2 separate regions of the Homo sapiens genome follow, and region 1 is linked to region 2. Evidence: read pairs that join two places in POLR2A ChIA-PET (ENCODE). Cell type or tissue: K562. All regions are shown on one strand. Links, peaks and the distances in the headings refer to the core of each region. The heading gives the core; the rest is flanking DNA. Region 1 overlaps TBC1D2 (TBC1 domain family member 2). Region 2 overlaps ANKS6 (ankyrin repeat and sterile alpha motif domain containing 6).

Region 1 (5,372 bases), core at 112-5,111, 540 kb after region 2:
GTGAGGAGGGTTAATAAGAAAATGCAGTGTTGTAGATTTGTGTCGTGAGTTGGGTAGATCAGTGACTTTTTTTTTTTTTGAGATGGAGTCTCACTCTGTTGCCCAGGCTGGAGTGCAATGGTGCAATCTCGGCTCACTGCAACTTCCGCCTCCCGGGTTTAAGCAATTCTCTGCCTCAGCCTCCCGAGGCAGCCTCAGCTGGGATTACAGGCACGTGCCACCACGCCCGGCTAATTTTTGTATTTTTAGTAGAGATGGGGTTTCACCATCTTGGCCAGGCTGATCTTGAACTCCTGACCTCGTGATCTACCCGCCTCAGCCTCCCAAAGTGCTGGGATTACAGGCATGAGCCACCATGCCTGGCCAGATCAATTATTTTTATCGCTGGTGTTCCCATAAGATAGGATCCTTTTCCCCCAGATGACTCACAAATGAAGTTTCTTGATCCCAAATCCTGGATCATCCCAACGTGGAAGAGTCCAGGAGACCACACCCTCCCACCCCCATGCTGCAGCCAGGAACATGATTGGCAGGTTTTAGGATCGGTATGGACCACCTCACAGCTGCCCCTGCAAGAATGTGGAAAATCAGGTCCCAGTACAAAGCCACACTGTGTCTAAAGTGCTTCATGTTCAGTTGACAGGGAGGCCAAATAGGCAAGGGCAGGACTTGTTACCAAGTACCCCCTGGACCTCTGTACCTGGGTGCTTTGCATGTCCAAAGCTGAGTACATCTGCCCCAACCCTTCTCCCCATTTCCCTTCCCTCCTCTCAGTAGATTTCCCCTCTTGTACCCACTAGTAGTTGCCCTCCACCCTTCCTCAATTCCAGCCAGTGAGTCCAGTCAATCACTGTGCTGGCCATTTTTGCCCTCTGACCCATACATCAGACCCAGGCCTTTCTCGCTGCCACTGCCCAGGTCACACCTCATCTCTCAAAGTCACAGTGGCCTCCTCTCCAGTATCCCCATGTGGAGGCCATGCCAGAACCCATCCCCTTCTCTGCAGCCTGAGTGAGCTTTCTTAAACCTGACCCTGAACCCGGTCACTGCCATCCAATGCCACCCACCACCTCACTCCTGCACTCAGGGCTCATCCCTCCTGATCTCACCTCTGCCTGCTCCCCCAGTCCCCACCTTGGGCTTGATGCTTCGGCAGAGTCTCTGCTCTCTCTCCTTTGCCTGGCAAATTCTTGCTTATTCTCTATGGCCAAGCTCCAGCATTGCCTTCTCTTCTTGCCAGCCTCCTCCTGGAAGCCTTCTCAGACTTTGTCAGCTGGATTCTCTCTGGGCCCTCAACACTTTTTTCAAACACTTCAAGGGAGACCTGTTCCATTGTGTTCTATTAATAATTACCCCCGTCCTTGTCCATCTCCACCCGCTAGCCCTTAAGGGTGGGGACTTTTTTTTGGTTGCCTGTGTCACCTCCCTGGTGTCCTGCCTGGCACATTGGATATTTGTGGAATGAATGTGTAAGTCAATACACTAAACTTTATAATTAAATGAGGAAAGGAATGTAAACCCCTTAGCATAACCTCAGGCACATAGTAAGTGCTCAATACATGGGAGTTGTCCTAATAATATTGTTATTCTATGTCTATATGTCTGTGCATAGAACACACCCATGCTATTACTATCATAATAGTATATACACAAACATATATAGGTGCTGTTACTAGTATAATAACTGTTCCTTTTATTCTTAATAATCATTAGTAATTTCTTTGGAGTTTCTTTTGAAGGGTTTCTTTGCTTCTGCTCCAGCCCCCACTCCCCATCTGCCAGGGAGCCAGACAACCCTGGTTTTGCAGAAAACTGCAGCCTGGGTTGATGCTGCTGCAAAGATCAGCATCAGACTAGAGGCCAGCAGAAACCTCTGCAATAATAGAATTCCTGTGTCTTAACTGAAATTTGAAGAAGCAGATTGTGGAAGAACGGCTCTGGGATCCTCAGACCTCTTCTGCTGTGGGGAACCTGTTGCAGGTTCTTTAATTGTGCGGCTTTGCTTCAGCACACACGGCGGGCCTCTTCCAGGCCAGCCCCTGCTGTGGGCATTGGAGAAAGGGGTGGAGTTGCTGTGATGACCTGGGTTCTAGTCTCCTGAGGAGGATGCTGCCTGAGACTCAGGAAGCAGGGACGTGAGCTTCTCCTCTTGAAACCTTTCCTCGCCTTGCAGCAAGCCTGCACTCTCCTCCCAGACCCAGGGCCTGGCAAAACCTTCCCAGCCCACCTAGAAAGATGTTTCTGGTGTCTTGGGCAAGTCAGCAAGGCCTGGATTAGCCACGTGGAGCAGGCTGCCCCACCTCGCCCGCCTCCACCCTTCCTGAGGAAGCAGCGGCCCGCTCCCATGTCGTTGAAAACCTCCTGACCCATGTCTGACTTTGAGTCAGAGACTTCTGGTAAAAAGTGTCTCGTCACTGCTCTTGAGCAATCTGCAAGGCATGTTCTCTCCTGCTTTTAAGGATTTACAACTTTATTTTATGCTTTACCTAAACAACGGTCTCCGCAGAGCCAAGAAAGATCAAAGGGAACCCACGAGACTTATAATAATAAGAATAGCAAGTTGCCACAGTAAGCTACAGTTTACAAAGGACCTGTATAAATGTGTACTGTCATGAAATATGCCTGCTGCCCCAACACTTTACATGCGTCATCTTATTTAATCCTCACAATAATTTTATAGAGTAGTTAGTGCTATTTCCATTTTATAGACCAGGAAACTAAGGCTCAAAGAGGTCAAGAGACCTGTCCTAGGTCATGTAGTAAGAAAACATCAGTGCTGAAATTCAAACCCTAGGCTGCAGACTCATAACCTGCCCTCCCAAAGCTAAGGGGCAGCCAGGCACTCGTCCAGGGCCCTCTAGGGAGGCAGTGACCTCCTGGGTCAGGCCCTTTTTTTGTCTAGGCAGCGCCTTCTTCCCACTGGTGGTGGGGCAACCCTCAGAGCTCACGTAAAAGGAGAATTACAAATAAATGCTGCTGAAAATCCTCTGTGTGGTCACTCATGGAGGGCATTTCTCCAGGGTGCCCCAGACTGCAGCCTCAGGTCATTGATTCTGCCTCCTGTGGGAAGTGCTGGTCTCTGTTGGGGCATCGCCATCCTGTGCCGCCCGTGCCTTGCACACTCCTTTGCATTGGGAGCTTGTGCCTTCATGGGCAGCCCCTCCTGTCTTAGATGATCTGCTTGTTAGAAAGGCTGCTCTGATAAGCCACATTGTTTAATGGGAAAAGCAAAAGTAGGGACGTGTTTGAGTCTATAACGGTGTCACCTGCTAGCTTTGACTTTGGCCACAAAACTCAACCTCTCTGAGTGGCTATTTCCTCATTGGTAAAACCTACCAGTGATGACAACCCCCAGGACTTGGCTCTGTGTAGTCTCAGAGTTGATCTAGGCCCACAGGTGGCACTTACAAGAAAACAGATATTAGCAGTTAGGGAAGTACTGCTAAGATATCAAAATCTTAGAGAAACTGTTAAGTTTTTTTGGTTTGCTTTGAATGAAGGAGAATAAGATGGTTAAAATATTGATAAATAAAAAAATTTTATTTTTTTCGAATCAGTTCAGAGTCTGGCTTAAAGGTTACTTTGAAAGATGTGAGTCCACAATATGGGGCTTTATGGCTTTTTTTTTTTTTTTTTTTTTTGAGACGGAGTCTCGCTCTGTCACCCAGGCTGGAGTACAGTGGCGCGATCTTGGCTCACTGCAACCTCCGTCTCCTGGGTTCAAATGATTCTCCTGCCTCAGCCTCCCAAGTAGCTGGGACTATAGGTGCGTGCCACCACGCCTGGCTAATTTTTTTGTATTTTTATTAGAGACGGAGTTTCACTGTGTTACCTGGGATGGTCTCAATCTCCTGACCTCGTGCTCCACCCACCTCCGCCTCCCAAAGTGCTGGGATTACAGGCGTGAGCCATCGTGCCCAGCCCAGCTTTACGGCTTTTTAAACATTTTTGTATACATTAACTCTGAAGGAGACAAGGTAGAGAGTATCCTTCTTGTTTTTTTTTTTGTTTGTTTGTGTTTGTTTTTGTTTTTTTTTTTTGAGACGGAGTCTCGCCCTGTCACACAGGCTGCTGGAATGCAGTGGTGTGATCTCGGCTCACTGCAACCTCCGCCTCCCAGGTTCGAGCGATTCTCCTGCCTCAGCCTCCCAAGTAGCTGGGACTACAGGCACACGTCACCACGCCCAGTTTGTTTTTGTATTTTTAGTAGAGATGGGTTTCCCCACGTTGGCCAGGCTGATCTTGAACTCCTGACCTCAGGTGATCTGCCTGCCTTGGCCTCCCAAAGTGCTGGGATTACAGGCATGAGCCACTGCGCCCGGCCCTTGATTTTTTTTTTTTTTTACTGATTTGCAACCAGGTCGCAACACCCTCCCCATGGAAACAGGGCCCAGCTACAGATCTTCTACCCAAAGCCAGGTTTGGTTCTTCAGCCTCCTGCTCAAACCCCTAGGAGCTCTGGTTTCCATCGTGATGAGATCCAACCACTTACCCACACCCCTTTCTGTTTGGCCTTCCCCACCCCATCTTCCCAGCTTCCTCCCCGCAAACTCAGCTCTGGGTCTGAAACCCCTTACTGTTGCCTGTATGCTTGGCATAGGAAGATCTTTCCTGGTTCCTCCTGCAGATTCAAATCAACCCCAGTCCTTAAGGCCCAGCTGCAGTGCCCCTCCTCCAGGAAGTTTCCCCTGACCTGGGTTGGAAAGACTCTGTCTCCACCTCCCAGAACTGCCCCTACCCCAGCACCTGACCCCAGGTGTGCACTTTTTCCCCTTCCCTGCTCCTTAGGCTTTGAGTTTCTGCTTTTATTCTTCTCACTTTCTCCAGCCCCACTCACAAGCCTCAGGGTAAACACCCAGTCTGTGTTTGGTGAGAGGATTCATGGAAGGGAGGGCCTCAAAGATCTCGCATTTGAGGAGTGTGAGTGCTGGCCTACCTGCCAGATCTGATGGAGCCTGTTAGGAATTTACAAATACACTGTCTGTTGTTTGAACTACTGCTAAGTTTCTTTTCTTAGGTAGGTTGAACAGCTCCCCCTGACCCCCATCATTATATTTAATATTTTTATACCCACACCCTTTTTGCAGATATAGTGCAAAAACAAATCTCCGCTCCTAAATGTTTCAGTCTCCCAGTAAGAGGGCTCCAAGTGGAAAGTGTCTGCTGCCCTGGTAGGTCTCAGGGGCTGTCTAATCAAGCTCATACCAACCCATAAGTGGTCCTGGCTCTTTTCTCCTTTTTCTAACACTCAAAGTTAATTTCTAAATATTTCACCTCCCCTCTCTTATACTTCACATAATTTCCTTGGCCTTGAAAGCTTGCTTAACATTAAACATTTTCAAGTCACTCACTGTAGAAGAATCATTGTTTAA
Region 2 (5,372 bases), core at 256-5,255:
GAGTTCAGCCCTGGCCTGGCCGCCAGCCGCCAGGAGGAGGGAGGTCTTGGGTTTAGATGAGGTGCAAAACTGGCTCCCGGGAAGGAGGGCTGAGCATCGAGAAACCCAGAAAGCTGCCTCACAGATGCAGACATGACAGTGGCTTTGTGGTCTCGAAAACCTGGAGTAGACAGCCCCTGTCTTGTCATTGTTTTCTTGTTAGTCCAGGGCCGCTTCCAGCTTGGAGATACACAGCTCCGAGCCCACCAGAGACACCACAAAACAGAACTTTTCTGCCCTCTGGTGTTAAAAGAAGGAAGAGATTTTGCTGGGAAGAGGTACCTGTTTTCCTTCTCCTGGTACTAGGAAGTTGGTGGGTGCAGATCTTTCTCTTCAGGGGCCCAGCAGTGACTTCATTGAGGAAGATCTGGCCTAGGCTGGGTCCTCAGCCGCCTGCAACAAACATTCCTGCCAGCAGGTGGCAGCAGGCCTCCAGGCCGCAATGCCCAGCCTATCTGCTGACCACAACCTTGCCACACCTCTTGGCATGGGGTGTGTGCTTTTGGGGATGGGGAGGGTAGAAATGAATCAGACATGGGCTCTGCCTGTGGGGAAATTAGAGCACAGGCAGAGAGACAGATTCCCAGGCTATAAAGCAGAATAAAATCGACTGTCTGAAATGTAGGAGGCAGCATGGTGTAAGAGAAAAAGCAAGGGCAGCGGCATTCACACAGACCTGTCCTGACCCTGATGCCACCCCTTACCAGCCGGGTAACCCTTGGCACGTTGAATAACGTAACATGAACAATTATAATACCTAACAATCGCTAACATTGATGTGATGTTTCCTGTGGCCAGGCACAGAGCCAGGTGCTTTACATGTAACTCATTTAATCCCCAACAACCCTTGAAGTAGGTACAGTTATATCCCCATTTTGCAGATCAGGAAATGAAGGCACAAAGAAATCAAAGTTCTTCCTAAAGGTCATGCAGCTGGTGGTGGGGAGAGCTGGATTTGAACCCAGGCAGGGCAGCTGCTCACCTTCATGATGATGCATCTGCATCCATGTGGCTGGCACAGTGCCTGGCGCCAGAATAAGACCTCTTATCATGAGCAGCTGTCAGGACTAATAATTCATGCCAATTAAGGATGACATAAGCTGGCCCCCGAGTGCTGTGTGTTCAGTGTCACTAATTCTCCATCTTCCTGGCAGATTTGGGCATGTGAGTGTGGCACACCTCCTGTTGGATCACGGGGCTGATGTCAATGCCCAGAACCGGCTGGGGGCCAGTGTGCTCACTGTGGCTTCTCGGGGCGGCCACCTGGGTGTGGTGAAGCTGCTCCTGGAAGCCGGTGCCTTTGTGGACCATCACCACCCTTCAGGCGAGCAACTGGGGTTGGGCGGCAGCAGGGATGAGCCCTTGGACATCACAGCCCTGATGGCTGCCATCCAGCACGGGCACGAGGCCGTGGTGCGTCTACTGATGGAGTGGGGCGCGGACCCCAACCACGCAGCCCGGACCGTGGGCTGGAGCCCGCTGATGCTGGCCGCACTCACTGGGCGGCTTGGAGTGGCCCAGCAGCTGGTGGAGAAGGGCGCCAACCCTGACCACCTCAGCGTGCTGGAGAAGACCGCCTTCGAGGTTGCACTGGACTGCAAGCACAGGGACCTTGTAGACTACCTGGACCCGCTGACCACCGTCAGGCCCAAAACAGGTCAGGCTGCATGCCCCCCGTGGCTTCACAGAGGACCCCAAATTGTGTTTATGTGGCTTAAGCTGAGGATTGCTCTACTGGAAGGACACGCAGAACTCAGAGTCCAGCCCTGCAGACCACTGAGACTGAGGAAGTGGTGTGCTTAAGTATCGGGGGGATTGCCTGTGACATGCAGGTTCTGGGCCCACTCTCTGCAGAGTGATTTGGTAGCCCTGGGCAAGAGCCTGGAAGCCTCTATAACAAGGCTGCTCTCCCCAAGCACATCATTCTGATGCAGGTGGTTCTGGGGCCCTTCTACAACAAGGTTTGGCAAACTTTTTCTGTAAAAGGCCAAATAGACTGTATGGACCATACAGTCTCTGTTAAAACTACAGTAGTCACTTCTGCTAGAGTGAAAGCAGCCTTACATATGTAATGAGTAAATGAATGGGTGTGGCTATGCATATAATATGTAAATGAGTCAGGTATGGCTAGGTTCCAATAAATTATAACTACAAAAACAAGCAGTGGGATATATTTGAGCCATGGGCTATAGTTTGCCAGCCCTTGTTCTACAATAGTGTGCCTGACCTCCTCTGCCCTGATCATTTCTCAAACACTAGTTCATGTAAAATTGATGAAAATTAGTTTTTTAAAAAACATCTAGCAGTGCATCTTTTTTTTTTTTTTTTTTTTAACTTCTTGCCATCTCTCTGGCATGTAAAGAGTTGTCTAAACAATCCTTAGCAAATCTGCCATAGGACATACCACGTTTCAAAACCTTTAATGCACGGTTTGCAATAAGATCGCAACACACAGCCTTGGTACCCTCTGTCTATGTAAAAGGCCTGACTTCGACGGCAGGACTCACAGCCAGGGAGTAACAGTAGGTGGGCTGCAGTGTATATAAACATCTAGCTCTGAGAGGTCAAGCACTGAAGAAAGTAGCTTCAGGCACATTGGCTAAAAAGACCTGAAAGTGTTAAGTTTGTTACCATTGAAAGAATATAGAATAGCCCCATCAATCAAGAGATGCTGAAAATTTGGTAAATGCTTATTAGAAATACACTCTCCAAAAAAAAAAAAAAAGAAATACACCATCCAATCAGAACAAGTCTGAAATAAACATGTTTTAAAAGCCTGTAATGACAGAGAGGTGGCAAAAATGAAGAGGATGCTCAAATGAAAAGGAAAAAGAAGTTTAGGAAGAACTACCTGAAGCCAAGAGACCTCTTACTTTGTCCAGGTGGGAAACTGAGGCCCAGAGAGGGAAGAAAGCTGGTCAAAGGTCACACACCCATTGGAAGCTGAGTGAGTGACACTCAGGAGGTGAGGATTCCATGGGAAGAGCACCTAGAGGTGATTCTCCCACCTGCAGCTCCTGCATGGGCTCTAGAAGCTGGTTTAACACATGACTCTTCTGAGCCTTTGCCTCATCTGTGAAATGGACACAATGACAACTACTACGGGGTGGTGGTGAGCAGAAGGCAGGTTATCCTCTGGCGTGTGAGATACTCAGCCCAGTAGAGTGTTAGGGACTCATAAAGGCTTGCTATTAGAAATTAGGGCCCCAGTCTCCTAGGACAGGGTTTTGTTTTGTTTTTGTTTTTGACACAAGGCCATTGCTCTCCTTTAAAGGTTTGGGTTGTTTGTGGCAGGGATGGGGAAAGGATCTGCCCTTCCCAGGCCCTGCCGTGCCCAGCACACCTGCCATGCTGAATCTCCCCTCACCCTCGCAGGGACCCTCTGAGGAGGGTATTCCCCCATTTTGCAGGGGAGGGAATTCAGGCTCAGAAGTGAACACTCCAGAACTTGCACCTGCCCGTGCCTGCCGAGCTGTGCCTCTTCTGTTGTGCATGCGTTCTCCATCCCAGGTTTCCTTAGCCTCTGCATCTTGAATCTTCACGGAGTGCCCTCGGGCTTAGCTTCTGACAGGCCTCATTTTAGGGGTTGTCCTGGCATCATGGGATGGCGATGCCCTCATTTCCCCAAGATGCAGTGGCTCAGACACATTGGTGGATGTGGCCAAGGTCACTGTCCACTTGGTTCGATGCTGGCTGTGCCCCTGCTGGCCAAGGGACCTTGAACCAGCTGCCTCAGTTCACCAAGCTCCCATTTCCTTCTCCACAAATGGGTGCTGGAGTGATACCCGCCTCAGGGCTGCTGTGGGGTTCATGTGAGATCCTGCCTGGCCCAGAGGGAGCACATGGGAAGTGGATTACTCCATAGTGTTGTCGGCGTTATTTGACAGGAGCGAACCTCGGGTCTTCCAGCAGGATCTGGTCATGTTCCCATTGAGCAGAACTAGTCTGAGGCTCAGTTCTCCCACTCTGTACCTGGGTGGTCTTGGTCATCTTAATTGGCCCTGCAGGACTACAGTGTCTTTTTTCATAAGATAGTCATAATAAAGGCTCTTTTCTTGGGAGATTTTTGTGAGGAATAGTAAGATCAGGCCTGTAAAATTTTCATCGCAGTGCCCTGGCACATAGACGACATCCAATAAATGGAAACTATTATGTTTTGATTGATGATACATTCATTCCGATACTTTACAAAGACGTACTGAGGCCTGCTATGTATCAGGCACCTTTCTAGGCACTTTGGATACATCAGTGAACAAATGAGATCCAAATCCCTGACCTTGAGGACCTTGGCCTTGATAAGGGGAGACAGGCAGTCAGTAGGAAATAAGCATATTAAATATATAGTAGGATAGGTGGTAAGTGCCACAGGGTTAAAAAAAAAAAAAAAAGGGCAGTGTAAAGAGGTTGGGTGTGGCAAAGCTGGGACAATTCATCCTGCTGTGTCAAATGGAGTGGTTGGGCAACCTTGAGAAGGTGGGACTGCAGCAGACATGCAGGACCTGAGGGAGTGTGTTGGCCCTGGGGGATCCCTGGGAAGAGCCCCAGGTAGGGTGCAGGCTGTGCTATTGATAATGACAGATTATGAAATAAATAATAGGAGCCCCAGCTCTTACTGTGCAGTTCCCGGAAATCCAGCCCCCACCAAGGCCTTGGAGGTCCCCTGGTCTCTGCCTTTCATTAGCAGCAGGACAGGGTACTTTTGATGCTGTAACTGTCATTGCGACACCTCTGACTCCCCACTGAGGTTGTGGTGTGGAGTTGGAGCTGATTTCTTTTCCTTGGGTTGGGGCAGGGTCCCTGGGACTGCTTGGATATAGACGAAAAAAACTGAAGCCCAAAGCGAGGAAGGGACCTGCCCAGAGTCACTGGGTGTCAGGACACAGCTGCCCCTGCCTCTTGGGGCCAGGCTCTGCTGTCAGTGATTAACTTGTGTCAGATGGTTGCTTAGCAGCCAACACTAAGACCAGGTGACACTCTTTTCTGTGAAAAGGTCTTGGCATGAGAAGACCCCACCCCACAGCAAAGTTGGTTCTTGAATACTTGAAAGAACATGACATATTTTTTTTAAAAGTCAGGTGCAGAATAGTTTCTTGATAGTATTTCACAGGCAAAATTGATATACTGTGTCCCATGGCAGTGTCCGTACTTTCCATGAAGAATTCTGGGATTCTGGCCAGGTGTGGTGGCTCACGCCTGTAATCCCAGCACTTTGGGAGGCGGAGGTGGGTGAATCACGAGGTCAGGAGTTCGAGACCAACCTGGCCAAGATGGTGAAACCCCATCTCTACTAAAAATACAAAAATTAGCCAGATGCGGTGGTGGGTGCCTGTAAT

The links. Peaks named below come from ENCODE experiments on the same cell type or tissue, not always from the same donor. Only the 100,000 strongest peaks of a DNase experiment are listed, where the experiment ranks them.
Region 1: POLR2A ChIA-PET joins it to region 2 with 6 read pairs; 3 of 35 experiments call an interaction of 5 or more read pairs at or near these places.

What each region holds. Positions count from the first base shown.
Region 1 is chr9:98,245,998-98,251,369 of GRCh38, reverse strand. All of the region lies in intron 2 of TBC1D2 (TBC1 domain family member 2), which reads left to right. Among named protein-coding and RNA genes, the nearest start is that of TBC1D2, 7.0 kb to the left of the region's middle. RefSeq lists enhancers at 1,707-2,623, 2,624-3,541. In K562, for the core only: no CTCF peak of the experiment used is centred there; DNase peaks (open chromatin) are centred at 2,349 and 2,853.
Region 2 is chr9:98,786,428-98,791,799 of GRCh38, reverse strand. It overlaps ANKS6 (ankyrin repeat and sterile alpha motif domain containing 6), which reads left to right. Exons shown (of 15, transcript NM_173551.5): 2 at 1,194-1,696. Among named protein-coding and RNA genes, the nearest start is that of ANKS6, 7.4 kb to the left of the region's middle. RefSeq lists a silencer at 357-406. In K562, for the core only: a CTCF peak has its summit at 450 (motif pointing right); a DNase peak (open chromatin) is centred at 449.